Linked DNA regions of Homo sapiens: region 1 is linked to region 2. The links are chromatin loops, found by intact Hi-C in ENCODE. Cell type or tissue: endothelial cell of umbilical vein. All regions are shown on one strand.

Region 1 (8,000 bases), 89 kb after region 2:
GTGGGATGGGGGACTGAAGTTGAGGAATAGAGTTTGGAGTCATCCCCCTACAAAGGGCTGTTGAAACAGGAGATGCAATTCAAAGTCTTAACAGAGCCAAGGGAGTAATTGAGCAAGCAGAGCCGTGACTGAGGGCCAGCCAGAGAGGAAATGCCCTGTCCTCAGGAGGTAGATCCACCAGGTCCGACTGAGGGTCCACACGGAAGGACACAGACCTATGAAGTTAGATCTTCTGATCTTTTTCTTTCCAAGAGAAGTCGCAGAACTTCACAAAAGTGAAGTTTATCACTGAAATACAGGTTGCCAATAATTTTCAACACCAATGGGTAAAATTCCTGGCAGGAATTCCAGAAGTCATCTGAGAAGTTATAAATGCCCTTGACCAATGAGGGTCCATCTAACTAGTGTGCTGGAAATTTTTTGACAGTCAAAAATGAAATGTATGATCAGAAAAATCACTGTTAAAGCAATAGCTGTTTCATTCTAAGCTGAAAGCAGCCAGGAGAATCTTCTTAGAAAATGTGAGTTTTCCCCTCCTCCACATTTCCCCAGCTTTTACTTGACCTTTCCCCAACATTTATTTACCTTTTTCCAAATCATCAAAACTGTCTCGTGCAACTTCAGCAATATTTATGGTTATTAAGGAGGAAACCATAATATAAGAAAGTCTTGTATTTGTTATGATTTTCTTGCAAAGAATTTCAATCACAAAAGGGAAGTAAAATGTATTCTCAGAAAATTTCTTCAAAGTGCAAAGGCTTTCTTGCAAATAATAAATATGTCTTACAAAGTTGATCATTTAAGTTGGAATTCCCAGCCGGAGAGTCAATATTTTAAAAATAAACAATAAAAACATTGAGGGAACTTAAAAAAAGATTATATTAGGTAGTGATGATCCAAATAATATGTCTTTAAATGCAGTAGGTTACAATGTTAGAAGACACAACTGTAAAGGGCTTTCCATTTATTGATTTTTTGATCCATTCCAAAGCAGATGCTTAGCATCAACCTCTAGGAGAATAAGGAACCTCAAGAGAATGCCTCATAAAGGGTTTGGAAAGTATACATTATAGTGAATGAACGAGACTTTACACATAGTAAAATGGCTTAAATAGTAGCATTAAATGCAGTGTCAGCAGTGAACTCCGTAGGATTTCCTGGGGGGCTTGCTAGTCTGACCCACTAAATCTCCCTGCACATCAAAGAAAGCAAATCGAGGAGCAAAACATGAGGGACATGAGTTATAGAGATTCCTGTGGCTAATGCAGGTTATTGCTAAGGCAATTCTGATGCTCTCAGTCTAAGAAAATAAGAGTCAAAGCTACCTGCTGCTAATTATTGCTCAGTTACTTCATACACATAAAAAACTGCTCTCTCATTTACAAATGGCAAGGGATCAAGTGGGTAAATCAAACCCACCTCTGGGTATAGGGCTCCTCCCTGTCTGATCATCTACATGTTCCACCACACACCAGCCAACTCTCGGCTTCACTCTACCCAGATTTAGGAGCAATCACAGCTCAGTCTCTCCCCAGCCCCATCCACTGCAATCAGTTGCACTTTTGCACCTCCTGCTCAGCATCCTCGGAGCAGAGTCCCATATTCAGAACTCTTTTTCCATCAGTGGCATCTCCCCTTCCTCACTCACTGTCACCCAGCTTCATTGCCAAATTCACACATCTTATCTCCCTCCACCCCCACATCATAGCCCTTGTTCTCCTGCAAACCCTCCAGCTTTACTATCACTGAACACAATCCCCATTTCACCCCTTGTCTTTCTTTGTCAAGCCAAGTTATACTCACCCCAAAACAGATGTCTCAAAGTTCAAATCAGCTACTACATTTACCCTAGACTCCATACACAAATCCCTAGAGCCTGCTACATTTTTTCAAATTTCAGCTCTCTACTACTGATTTTCCTTTTGTTCTTTGATTTACCCTTTATCCTCTGCTTAGTGTTGTCACTACAGCTCATCTCCACTTATCCTCCCAAATGTCTCAGTTTTGATCACTTTGGCTTCAGCACATCTCTGATCTAGTAAGCTGTCATTCTTTTGATCCAAACAAATGAGTCAATATAAGTAAAGAGCTAAACATTATGCCTGGCAAATACTAAATACCCAAGAAAAGTTGTTTCTCCTTCTCCTCCTCCTCCTCTTCCTTTTCTATCATTATTACCATTAGTTTACCCTGCCCACTCTTGCCCACATCACCAATTGCACCCTAATTCAATAACCATGTCATCACTCAAAGTTCACTGCAATCATTTAAAAAGTGTTACTGTGAGAATTACATGAAAGACATGGGACATTACTGATTTAATAGCAATACATTTAAAGTAAGGAAATCCAATCTGTGTTCCTAGCCATTCTAAAACACTTCAGAGCAAGTAGTAGGAGCTTCTCTATCTAAATGGGTTATAAAATGGAAGGCATGTGGGAAAAGGGATGCGACTCAAAAAAAAAAAAACTTTTTAAAAAATTAAGTGTAGTCATTTAACTCAACAGTAAAAAAAAAGAAAACTTCTCAATTTTTTCTTCTGAACATAAGAATTACATATCAAGCTGTCCCCAGCAGGCATCCCCTGCACCTTACCCACTTCCCCCAGAGGATGGGTTGGTATATGAAGACATGGTTTCTTCTCTAGTTAGGAAGTTAGTTACAGGGAAGGTCTCTCCTGCTATTCCATTATACAAATGGCTCACGGTCCTAAGTTTCTTCTTTTTTTTCTGGGACAGAGTCTTGCTCTGTCACCCAGGCTGCAGTGCAGTGGCCCGATCTCGGCTCACTGCAACCTCCACCTCCTGGGTTCAAGCGACTCTCCTGCCTCAGCCTCTCGAGTAGCTGGGACTACAGGTGGGTGCTACTGGGCCCGGCTAATTTTTGTATTTTTTGATAGAGATGGGGTTTCGCCATGTTGGCCAGGCTGGTCTTGAACTCCTGACCTCAGGTAATCCTCCTACCTGGGCCTTCGCTGGGGTTATAAGCATGAGCCACCACACCCGGCCCCTCAGTTTCAATAGAGGAAAAAATGGGGAGAGGAGGGAGGCAGGAAAACATGAGAGAAAGAAATGTGGATACTGAGGAGGGAGGAAATAAAACTAAAATCAATTTCACATCTTCTCTTGCCTTGCCAGGTTCCCCTACATCTCCTTTACATTTCTTATGTCTGCATATATCCATAGAGAAAGGAAAATGTCCAGCTTTTCTCGAACCCAACAATGAGCTCTATCACCTTCATTTTATTTCTGCACATATCATCATGGTATAGTTTGGTCCTATTTAGAACAAAGTGTCTAGCAGAGGAGATGCAAAGGGTTTAGTTCTGTTTACACAGCTGCAGAGTAACAGCACCTCCCAAAGCTTAGCTTTTGAACAATATAGATCTCTATTTCCTTTCGGTTGTCTAAGTTGGCAGCCGTTTGGGATTCCATTCCTAATGCTGGCATATGCAAATGTATTTTTAAGCTTAAAGTCAGAATCCTAGGAGGTTTAAATCACTGCCCAGCTGTTGCCAGACTTATTGAAAAAATACCCAGAAATAAGTTTTCTTTTCCTGCCTGAAAACAATTGCTCTTGTCAGCTCTTCACTATCATATATTGAACTTTTCATCTGCCACAGATACGTGTAAGAAATTTGATCTTTCACAGCCCCATTTCACCTGCTTAGTGTCTCATAAAATGCAGCTGCCTCTTTCCACTTGGATGGGAGGCCAAGGGATGATACAGACGACCACCGTGAGCCCACTTTTACAGCTATAGCTCAGTCAAAAAAAAAGAGGGTGATAGACATCTCAGGAGGGAGTTGGCCAGTGAAAGGAGGGTTATTTTCTAAATTTTTACAGCCATCAGTACACTATGAAAACAAAATTTTAAATAAAATCCACCTTATAGTAGGACGATGCTCAGGACTGTTCTACTAATACCACAGAAGAGCAGTTCTCAAACATTTTTATCTCAGTACCCTGTTATACCCTTAAAAATTATCAAGGACTTCAAAGAGCTTTAGTTTATGTTTTTATGTAGGTTATCTATTAACATTAATCATGTTAAAAATCAAAACTGATAAAACTTTAAGTATTTAATTATTTTAAAATAACAACATACATGTTATTTATTAACATTTTGTGAAAAAAACATACAATTTCCAAGACCAAAAAAAAAGTAAGATGAGTGTAATTCTTTTACATTTTCACATATCTTTTTAACATCTGGTTTAATAGAAGTCAAATGCTTTCTTATAGCTGCTTCTGCATTCAATCTGTTGTGATATGTTATTTTAGTTAAAGTATATGAAGAAAATCTGGCCTCACACAGATATGTAATCTGAAAAAGGAGGAATATTTTAACAGCCTCTTCAGGTAATTGTGGATATTCTTCACTATTATACCAAAAGTCAACAAATAGCAGTTTCTTAAAGGTTAGCGGCAATGTGAATATGAAACCATATCAATCAATGAACTTTTTGTACTCTGTTACATTAAAATCCATTGGTCTATCCTAAACGTTGAATCGATCTTTTACTCATGTATGATTTTATAATGTCATGAATAGGTTACTTGGAAAATGTAACTGGAAAATAATAAATCATGCAGACCTTCCAAATATTGACACATTATATTATATCTGAAAATCAAATTTAGTAACTTCATCGCCAATCTTTTCAGAAGTCTTTAGGTGACATAAAACTGTCAAGCTCAGGATGGCCCAAAATTCTAATTTTTGCTTGAAAGCTCAAACTTTATCATTAGCAACAAATATTGTCAGTTGTGTTCTTGAAGTGACAAACTCACACCATTGATTTTTGAGAAAATGTCTACCAAATACTGAAGTCTGAATCACCCTAGCTTGTCAGTTGTTCATGTAAAAAATAGTGTTTCTTTTTTTTTAAGGCCGCTAGTTTAGCTCACAATTCAAATTACTGTACAAATGTTTTTCCTCAAGACAACTACTTGGTTGGTAGCAGAAGGCTTTGCGTGTTCCCATTTGTCACACAATAAGACATATACCCAAGAGTAGACATTTAATGTAACTAATTTTTTTTCTGCTTTATGAAGGACATTCTTAAGTGAAGCTGAGTTATTTTTTTAAAAACTGTGCATGTAGCAGTGAAATTTGGGCCACTACTAGTACAGTTTGGTGCTACTGCCTCAAATCACGTTAGAATACCAGCAGTTTTACCCATGATTGCTTTAATATCATCATTGCAAATGTCAACACAGTAGAAAAGACAGATAACATTTTAGTGTTATTATGAAAATAGCTTTGACCTTACAGATCCCTAATGTTTCTGGGGAACCCCTAGGGGTTCCCCAGCTTAGGTTAAGTCAACTGTGACTTAACCTAATTCTGATAAGATAGAGTTGATTCTAAAGCCTACAGAGACATTTACTTGACAAAATTTTGCTAAGTGTTTATATAAATAATCTAAACAGAGGGAGTTCAGGCTTTTTTTAGGAAAAGAAATAGTGAAAGGCAGACTAACAAAATCACTCAGCATTAAACATTCAAGTTAGAGTCAAAAATTCCACAAACTATGATTTAAAAATACCTGGGAGATCTGAGTAAGACTTCTAGATACAGCATAAAGAAAACTAGAGTTAGGAGGAAAGTGAGGCCTTAAAGAAAAGACCCTATAGAGCATGGTGGCATGCGCCTGTAATCCCAGCTACTCGGGAAGGCTGAGGCAGGAGAATCACTTGAACCTGGGAGGTGGAGGTTGCAGTGAACCAAGATCGCGCCATTGCACTCCAGCCTGAGCAACAAGAGTGAAACTCCGTCAAGAAAGAAAGAAGGAAAGAAAGAGAGAGAGAGAGACCCCATAGAACAATGTGTGAAAGATTTCTCACTTGCCTAAGCCAGGTAACAGGTAAGGAAGACTAACTGAGAAGCCACTTTTCATTCCCCATTCTCCTTCTCCCCTCACTAAACACACACACACAAATGGGCGTTAGCCTGGTTGTAAAGTGAAGTAAGACAGTTGTTAATGAACTATAGATTTATGTTTGTGTGATTTTTTTTATTCCTTTGTCCTAATTTTGCTGTAGGCTGCTTTTTTTTTGGTCTTAATTATATTTAATTTTACAAGAGAAAACAAAGGGTGATTTTTACAGACCTCAATTATATCTAGTAGGCTTCTTCATATCACTGAGGAGTTTGCAAACCATCATCTTTGTTCACAGAGGCATTTTTAATTCATTTTACTTTTTTAAATTTAACTTTTATTTTTAAGTTCAGGGGTACATGTGCAGGTTTCTTATATAAATTTGTGACATGGGGGCTTGTTTTATGGATTATTTTATCCCCCAGGTATTAAGCCTAATTTCCAGTAGTTATTTTTCTTGATCCTCTCCCTACTCCCACCCTCCACCCTTCAACAGAGCCCAGTGTGTATTGCTCCCCTCTATGTGTCTATGCCTTCTCATCATTTAGCTCCCACTTACAAGTAAGAACATCTGGTATTTGGTTTCCCATTCCTGCGTTAGTTTGCTAAGGATAATGGCCTCCAGCTCCATCCATGTTTCTGCAAAGGACATGATCTCGTTCTTTTTTATGGCTGCATCATATTCCATGGCATACATATACCACATTTTCTTTATCCAGTCTACCATTAATGGGCATTTAGGTTGAGTCGCTGTCTTTGCTATTGTGAATAGCATTAATAGACTGCTTTAATAATTACAATTATACATGTTCATTTCAAAACAAGAACTTCAAGGATTATATAATCCAGTACCAGCATTTTACCCATAAATAGGGAAACAGATATAGTCATACACATTTACAACCATTAAATGGAAGAGTTAAAATGGAAATGTCAGACTTCCTCATTATTGGGCACTTTCATTAAATAATGCTTTCCTTCCAGTGTTTACTTATTCAAGATTTTACTAATTTAAATCCAAAGAAAGCTCTTAAACAAAAAGCCGTTATGATGGATGCTGATCAGTCTACTTCCGGTCCAGTCTTGCTATCCCTCTGTATCACCACCTGGTGGCATCACATGTAAATTGCATGAGAGAGCTGACACCAGAAGGAAAAGCATTCCTCTGAAATTCCCATACACCCCATCAAAGCCAATACTGGGTAGTCCCAAGCACTGCAGGAGTTTCATTTACATAGGAAGGACCTATTTGTGGCTGTAGAGAACTACTATTTTGGAGGAAAAACTATCTCAATCCATACACACAGTTGAAACATTATGTTGATTTTTCTAGGTTCCTCTCAATTTTATTCATATTGGGTAAATTCTTGACTAGGAAATTCAGAAATTTTTCTAAAATTAAGCCTTTAGTATCACTCTTGCTGAATTTGTGACATGTATTTAAGACTGTTGTGTCTACATATTGTCTCTAGTCCTATTTTCACTGTTTTATGATTCTGAGCTACCCAAATTGTACTACTTTAACTGTAACTTGAGCATTGGCAATTGCAGCACATTAAACAGGAGAGGCTCTCGAGCCCTCAGTACAGAGGCCCATTATGCTAGAGAGAAAAATCAATCCATAGGGTATCTGCCCTCTCATCTAGTTAACAGAGTAGAGATGAGAGCTCTTAAATCTTAAAGGACTCAAAAGCCACTGTCGTCTTTGCCAAAAAGTTTGGAAAATTTTTGTTTAATTTCTGACCCCTATGGTGCATTCCACCAATTTAGAGATTCAATATGCTTCTCTTTGGAAAGGAAACTGTTCCCCAATTAACAGAATCAGCCATTCATTTCTTAGAGTATCTTCCTTCAAGAAACACTCAGATGATATCAAGAGTCCTTAGGAAATGAGAATCTCAAGTAGAATCCTTGAAAGAGTATAAAACTAAAGATGGAACAGTTTGGACAACTAGAGAGCAGTATTTTGGAATTGGGTCACTGGAAATTAGGGCAGAAGAGGAACCGGAAAACAGAATCAGAAGAAAGGAGATGGGAGCCCTCTAGGCACTGTCACAAGGATAACTACATGAAGAAAGAAGTAAGGACTTGCAACAGGATCCTCAGGAAACACACA
Region 2 (8,000 bases):
AAACTACGTTCAGGAAGAATTTTAATAAACCAACAGTTTTCAAACTGGTGCCCAGACCAGAGAACCTGTTCGAAATGCAGATTTTAGGGATCCATCCCAAACCTTCTGAATCAGAAATTCTGAGGGTGGGGGCTGAGCAACCTAATTTTTATTAACATACCTTTCTGGTGACTGCGATGCACACTGAAGTGTGAGAACCTCTGAAATTAACCAAATGGCAATTTTAACATACTTTAAAGAGCATCTCATTAATTTAATTTTATTTATTTTTTAAACTTTTATTTTAGGTACAGTGGTGCATCTGAAGGTTTTTTATATGGGTAAATTTGTGTCACAGGGGTTTGTTGAACAGATTACTTTCTCACTCAGGTACCAAGCCTAGTACCCAATAGTTACTTTTTCTGATCCTCTCCCTTCCTCCTCCTCTCACCCTCCACCGTCAAGGAGGCCCCAGTATCTGTTGTTCCCCTCTATGTGTCCATGTGTTCTCATCATTTAAGTCCCACTTAAAGTGAGAACATGTGGTATTTGCCTTTCTGTTCCTGCATTTTTGTTAAGGATAATGGCCTCCAGCTTCATCCATGTTCCTGCAAAGGACATAATCTCATTCTTTTTATGGCTGCATAGTATTCCATGGTATATATGCACCGCATTTTCTTTATTCACTTTGCCACTGATGGGCATTGAGGTTGATTCCATATATTTGCAATTGTGAATAGTGCTGCAATGAACATACACATGCATATGCCTTTATGGGAGAATGATTTATTACATCAGATATATCAGTAAGGGGATTGAATGGTAGTTCTGTTTTTCGCTATTTCAGGAATTGCCACACTGCTTTCCACAACAGTTGAACTAATTTACACTCCCACCAACAGTGTGTAAGCATTCTCTTTTATCCGCAACCTTGCCAGCATCTGTTAGTTTTTGACCTTTTAATAATAGACATTCTGATTGGTGTGAGATGCTATCTCATGGTGGTTTTGATTTGCATTTCTCTCATGATCAGTGATGTTGAGCTTTTCTTCATATGCTTATTGGCCACATGTATGTCTTCTTTTGAAAAGTGTCTATTCATGTCCTTTGCCTACTTTTTAATGGGGTGTTGTTGTTGTTGTTGTAAATTTGTTAAAGTTTTTTTATAGATACTGGATATTAGACCTTTGTCAGATGATGAATAGTTTGCAAATATTTTCTCTCATTCTGTAGGTTTTCTGTTTACTCTGTGGATGGTTTCTTTTGCTGTGCAGAAACTCTTAAGTTTAATCCAATTTGTCAATTTTTGCTTTTTTGCAATTGTTTTTGGTATGAAAATGAAATCTTTGCCAGTTTCTTTGTCCTGAATGGTATTGCCTAGGTTAACTTTCAGGGCTTTTATAGTTTTGTAATTTACATTTAAGTCTTTAATCCATGTTGAGTTGATTCTTGTGTATGGTGTAACATAGGAGTCCATTTTCAGTCTTCTGCATATGATAAGCCAGTTGTCCCAGAACTATTTATTGAACAGGAAGTCGTTTCTATAAGGGGTAATTTGAATGGAATAATGTGGTAGATTCTTTTTAAGGCAAAGAGTTCTTTTAAAAACGTGAGTAATCACCTTCTAATTTTTGTATTTTGAAAATTCTGAATTTTAATGCCAACCCTTTTTTATAAGGAGGCATATCAGCATGTCATTTGATTAAGTCTGATGTTCACACTTTGCAACAATTTTGAGTATACAGCCATATATATGTGAATATATATACTGCTAACTCTTATCTTCAGCTTGCTAATTTCTACTAGGCTCACTAGGTAATATCTCCCATGTTCTATTTCAATTTATTCAGGTCAAACCCCAATTGCAGCTTCCTCCAATGACTTCTCCCAAGCATTTCTCATTCCTTGAAAGGAGATTCCCCCAGGCTGAACTGAGCAATGATCAAAATTCCTTGTGTCACGTTACTTCAGAATTACCAAAATTACAGATTTAAGTGGAGGTCCTTCCAGTTTTTTCCTCTTACATTCTAGAATTACAAATCAGTTCAATTGAGAAGACAGACGCTTTTCTGGCTATTTTGTGCCCAGAAGTAGAAAAATTACTTCGAACAGCTACTAAGTCATGTTTTGATTGTTGTTGTTTTAGTCTCAAATATTTCAGCAGCAAATAATGAAACCTAAGAAACTCAGAGGTGGCCTGCCGAAATGAATTTTATTCCTTTTGCAGACAACCAGGCCTTTGGCAATTTTTTTGTCTAAGAAAAATCACATTTTGCTAAAATACTCATACAAAACACACACAACATACACATGCATATGAGCACTTTTCTCTGTGGTGGTCAATGGTGGCAAAGACACTATGCATTTATCACCTAACCAAGATGGGAATTCACATTTTTCTGAGCCAATAACAAAAGTACCTTTAATTTTGTTTCTTCTTCTTATTTTTTTAAAGACAGGGTCTCACTCTGTTGCCCAGGCTGGACTAAAATGGCATGATCACAGCTCACTGTAGCCTCAACCTCCTGGGCTCAAGCGATCCTCCCACCTCAGCCTCCCAAGTAGCTGGGACTACAGGCGTGCACTACCACGTTCAGCTAGATTTTTGTACTTTTTGTGGAGATGGGGTTTGCCATGTTGGCCAGTCTTGTCTTGAATTCCTGGGCTCAAGCAATCTGCCCACCTTGGCCTCCTAAAGTGTTTGGATTACAGGTGTGAGCCGCCACTCCTGGCCTAATTTTATTTTTCATTTAAAAATATTTAATCATCCAAATGATAGGTGTTATTCTCGATTAGTCTTTGGAGTACTAACATTTTCATGAAGGCATTCAACCTAAATGGAGGTGAAGTGGCCTAAAATTATGGCAGAAAGAGAAATGGAAGGTTAGTGTCCAGTAAACAGTGTCAAATCAAGGCCACTGTCACCACTGAGCACTGAGCCTCTGAAGATTCATCTTGTAGGATAGTAGCTTTAACATGTTAATGAATCATAGATGGGTAACTTTGAGAGTCTGATTAAAGCTACGGAAACTCTCCTGAAAATAATGCACCCAAGCCCATACACCATTCTAATACAATACCGGGGGGCTTGCAGGCTCTAAAATAAGCATTCTCACTATTAGGGGATGGACTTTGGGCCCAGTCTTGAACTCAATTCAAGCATCATCAGAAATGGAGGATATTAACTCTTTTCTCCAAAGACAGATATTTTGCAACCTTTGAAATACAGGTATTTAATTTTTTATTGAGCCTTTAGTATATCAAGAAATCTGCAAAACCTAGTCCTTGCTCATAGAGAAGGGTGAGAGGAGGTAGTGATAGGAAATATAAATGCTATAAGAGGGGTAAAAACACATTTTTAAAGTTTAAATGAAAGAGATACTATGTTCAACTAAAAAGAGGACGGGGAATTAAGAAAAGCTTCAAGGCATTGGAGAAACACTTTACAAGATGAAAAGAATTTAAAAGGTATAGTTGGCCAGAGAAGGTGAAAGGGGAGGAGAGAGAAAAGATCTTTCAGGAGAAAGGAAGGGCGTTAGTATAAAGTGTAGAGTCAGGAGAATGAAGTAGTTTTTAGAATCCTCTTTGATTAGATCAGTGATCTTCTCAATCCCGGCTGTGCTTTCTAATTACCTGGAGAGATTTTAAGACCCTACCCCAGATCATCAAATCAGAATCCCTGGGGTTCGTGAAGCCCAGACATCTGTATATTTTTAAAGCTCCCTAGGTGACTCTAATATGCAGCCCGGATTGGGTGCATGTCAGAATGGACCAGAGCATAGAGACGGAACTGTAGAGAGCAGGAGATGAGACTGGCTGAGTAGAGGACCTCCTATGCCCACGAGGCGTCCTGCACTTAGCCAAGAATCCTGGAAAGTTTTTAGGCAGGGGTGACATGATCAGGGCTGTCTCACTGAATTATTCTTTGTTGAAAACTGCCCTGTCGTATACACTGAGCTCATACAGATTGAGTAAACAGAAACGAGGCATTGACTTCCTCTGCCATGTCTAGTTACCATGGAAACAGAATACCATCACTCACAAGGAAGTGTTTCCAGCTTGTTCTCTGTGATCACTGCTGCTCCTTTCATATGTTCTCCAGATAAAACTGAAATGTCTTTTTGCCTATTGTGTTTCCATTGTCTGGAATTTCCTCAATTTTTTTTTCCACTTTGCTTCCTTGGTAAGGATTTGCACAGTCAGACAAGTGGCATACTTGGTTAATTCACTAATGTCAAAATATTTTGATAAAAAATTGTTGTCTTCTTAAGGAGATTGGCTGTCTGGTTTGAGGCAGAATGGCATCATGGGAAGAAACTTAAAGTCAGGAAGCACTGAGTGTGAATTCTGGCTTGGTTATTTGCTAGCAAGTTAAGTTCTCTAAGTCTTAATTTTTTTTTTCTTTTGGTGAGTATGGGTTTTTTTGCTTGTTTGTTTTGTTTTGCTTTATTTTTTTGAGACAGGTCTCACTCTGTCACCCAGGCTGGAGTGCAGTAGTGCCATCTCGGCTCACTGCAACCTCCGCCTCCCCAGTTCAAGCAATCCTCCTGCCCCAGTGTCCTGAGTAGCTGGGACTACAGACATGACACCACGCTCAGGTAATTTTTGTATTTTTAATAGAGACGGGGTTTCACCATGTTGGCCAGCCTGGTCTTGTTTTCCTAGCCTCAAGTGATCTGCCTGCCTCGGCCTCCCAAAGTGTTGGGATCATAGGTGTGGGCCACTGCGTCCGGCCTGAGTCTTAGTTTCTTTATAAAATTGTAGAATAATACAATTTGTTTAGCATAGAAGTGAAGACTGTAGAGGAAATATGTAGATTGCATATTGTACTGGGCAAGTAATAGCTCAATAAAGGATAGCTGCTATGCTATTATTAAACAGTGTTACCCAGATCTTAAAAGTAGGATTTATAATAAGACCTTTGGTAGTTTATTTTTTCTTCAGAGAGATTATTTTCATCTCCCAAAGTTAGAGGCCAAAAAATTAAGTGCAAGGAATAAAAATGTTGTGGGTTTTTAAAAATGTCTTTCTTTCTGATAATGACATTTTTGGAAGATACCACTACCTAAAACACTTCTGATTTTTTAAGAAGCTAAGATCAAGACCAGGCACAGTGGCTTACATCTGTAATCCTAGCACGTTGGGAGGCTAAGGCAGGAGGACTGCTTGAAGCTAGGAATTTGAAAAGAGCCTGGGCAATACAGTGAGACCCTGTCTCTACAAAAAATTAAGAAATTAAAAAATTAGCTGGACATGGTGGCATGCACCTGTTTCCTCAGCTACTTGGGAGGCTGAGGAGGGAGGATCCTTTGAACCCAGGAGGTTGAGCCTGCAGTGAGCTATGATCATGCCACTGGACTCCAGACTGGGCAACACAGCAAGACTCCGTCTCTTAGGAAGAAAAAAATGAAGGGCAGGGCATGGTGGCTCATGTCTGTAATCCCAGCACTTTGAGAGGCTGAGGCGAATGGATCACTTGAGGTCAGGCATTCAAGACCAGCCTGGCCAACATGGGAAAACCCCATCTCTGCTAAAAATACAAACAAACAAAAAATTGGCCAGGTGTGGTGGTGAGTGCCTGTATTCCCAGCTAATTGAGAGGCTGAGGCAGGAGAATCACTTGAACCTGGGAGGTGGAAGTTGCAGTGAGCCAAGATCATGCCACTGCACTCCAGCCTGAGCAACAGACTGAGACTCCATTTCAAAAAAAAAGAAGAAGAAGAAACATCTCACAATAAGAATTCTAAAATGACATGCCATTCAGATCAGGAGAAAACACAGGGTTTCTAGAAATGAAAAGATATTTGTTAATTTTGAATCAATATATGGAATCTTTTATGGAAACATTAAGAAAGACATCTAGTTAGAATACATGCAAATGGTAATTTTTAAGTTAAAATGCTTTGAGTACTTGTAATATACCATGTATTGTACTAAGCATCTTACATGAATTTTTTTTATATTGACTACATTTGATCTTCATGACAGCCCTATGAGGTAGATTAGCTTTTACTGAGGTTGAGGAGAAACAGAGAATACTGCTGTGTATGTAGCCTATAAGCTGTTGTCTCTATTACGCTTATTTTTTTTTTTTTGTCTTTTTTTTTCTTCCTTTTCGTGGAGAACGGGGTCTCGCTATATTGCCCAGGCAGGTCTTGAACTCCTGGGCTCAAGCTATCCTCCCGCCTCTGCCTCCCTGAGAGCTAGGATTACAGGTGTGAGCCACCATGCCCGGCCAAGCTGTTGTCTCTATTATCCTTTTAACTTTTCTTCATTGTTCATGCCTGTAGTTCATTTCATTGACTTCCTCTCAAGAAATCACAGCCTGAGTTTCTCATGACCTTCCTTTATTTCAACTCTCTTCCCATGGAAAGTTCATTGTTTCCTTCCTTGCTCACTGGAAGGCTACAGTGAGCTATGATCATGCCACTGGACTCCAGTCTGGGCAACACAGCAAGACTCTGTCTCTTAGAAAAAAAAAAAAATGAAGGGCCAGGCATAGTGGTTCATGTCTGTAATCCTAGCATTTTGAGAGGCTGAGGTGAGCTCCTCCAATCTGAGCTCATCTCTCTTACCCGTTAGTTTCCATGTCCTGGAAATTCTTCCTCATTTGTGCTGCATGTTTACCTGGAGCTTACTCCCTTCTGCTGAACCACTTCTTCTCTAACCATGTCCCGCTGGAGTCTACAACATTGCCAGACATTTTGTTGTGTACTTAATGAAGATGATGTAAAGACTGCATTTCTCAGTAGTGTCATTTCAGAAGACTGACTGTGGAGGAAAATGGGTCAAGACGACTTCCCTGCAGTTATCCTATCATTATCATCAAAGATCAATTTCCAGAACCAGAATTTGAGTCTATTCAGTCAAATGGCTTCATTGACTCCCTCTATAAAGTTTTATTGAACAATTTATTCTTTTAAAATATTCAAAAATGCAAAAAATCTTCATTAAAAAAACATAAACTTCTATCATTGATATTTTCCAAGACTTTGTTTTAAACTGATGCTGAGAATCGTCTTTATGTATAATTCTTATTCCTTAGGGGAGAACCATTAAAACTAGTTGACCAAAGGAACTGATTTTAAGAGGAAGTTCCACAGTGGTCTTTTTTCATACTTCAAAGAATAATACATATTATTGGTATCCATATATCTTTTCTCAGATCTTCCAAACTGCTCCCAGATTTGAATTTCTTAAAAATCTCTCACTGCCAACATATTGCTGGTGTTGAAATACAATCCATGTCTCTCACAGCTTCAACAAACATATTTAACACATTTATGCATACATTAGTTAGTGTAAACATGACTCACTTAAGTATAAAAGGTTTTTTAGAATTTTAAAATTTCACCACCATGTCATTCCACGGAAACTACCTCGGGGCTACTATGAAGGAGTTTCAAACATCTCTCACATAAAACATCATTATACATTAGTAGAAACTCTATTCAGTCAAGAAGAATGGCATACTAACTGGAGGCAGCTCTATAAACCACATGCCGTTTTAATTAAATTCATTTAAAATGCTGTGTCTCTCAGTAGATTTGAGGGCAGATAGAACCACTTAACAATAGCCAAGATCTAATCCAGTTTGTCAGAACTAATAATAATACAAATGCAATTTCTCACACAGGGACACATCCAAAAAGTTCACAAATGAGCAATTGTGAGGTCTTTTTAAAAAGTAAAATTTATAAATTATTGCAAGATGTTACCAGCCTCAAACCATGGTTGCAATTTCTAATTCCAATGAGTTGATAAAAGGTGCTATTAATAAAAAGGCACATTTTGGGCAGCTGACATAACTAATTGATCAAGTAATTTGAGTAAAAATACAAGATTTCACTAGGAAACCCGGACAGGGATGAAATCACTCAATTTTCCAAAAGCCAGAAGGCCTTGAAAAAAGAGGAGACCACAGAACACTTTTATGCCTAACCAAAACCAAATAAAATGATCCCAACGTACAAATAGGCTTCAGATGATATAATGTGACGAGAGATTTCAACTATGTAGGC

The links. Peaks named below come from ENCODE experiments on the same cell type or tissue, not always from the same donor. Only the 100,000 strongest peaks of a DNase experiment are listed, where the experiment ranks them.
Region 1: it touches region 2 in a loop (9-fold over the local background); 10 of 110 quality-filtered maps call a loop at or near these places.

Annotation. Positions count from the first base shown.
Region 1 is chr7:95,794,110-95,802,109 of GRCh38, reverse strand. The region is part of intron 1 of DYNC1I1 (dynein cytoplasmic 1 intermediate chain 1); the gene reads right to left. Among named protein-coding and RNA genes, the nearest start is that of DYNC1I1, 26 kb to the right of the region's middle. In endothelial cell of umbilical vein, a CTCF peak has its summit at 6,993; a DNase peak (open chromatin) is centred at 3,409; H3K27ac peaks cover 351 bases.
Region 2 is chr7:95,882,868-95,890,867 of GRCh38, reverse strand. The region is part of intron 6 of DYNC1I1 (dynein cytoplasmic 1 intermediate chain 1); the gene reads right to left. Among named protein-coding and RNA genes, the nearest start is that of DYNC1I1, 110 kb to the right of the region's middle. In endothelial cell of umbilical vein, no CTCF peak of the experiment used is centred here; a DNase peak (open chromatin) is centred at 4,167; H3K27ac peaks cover 1,455 bases.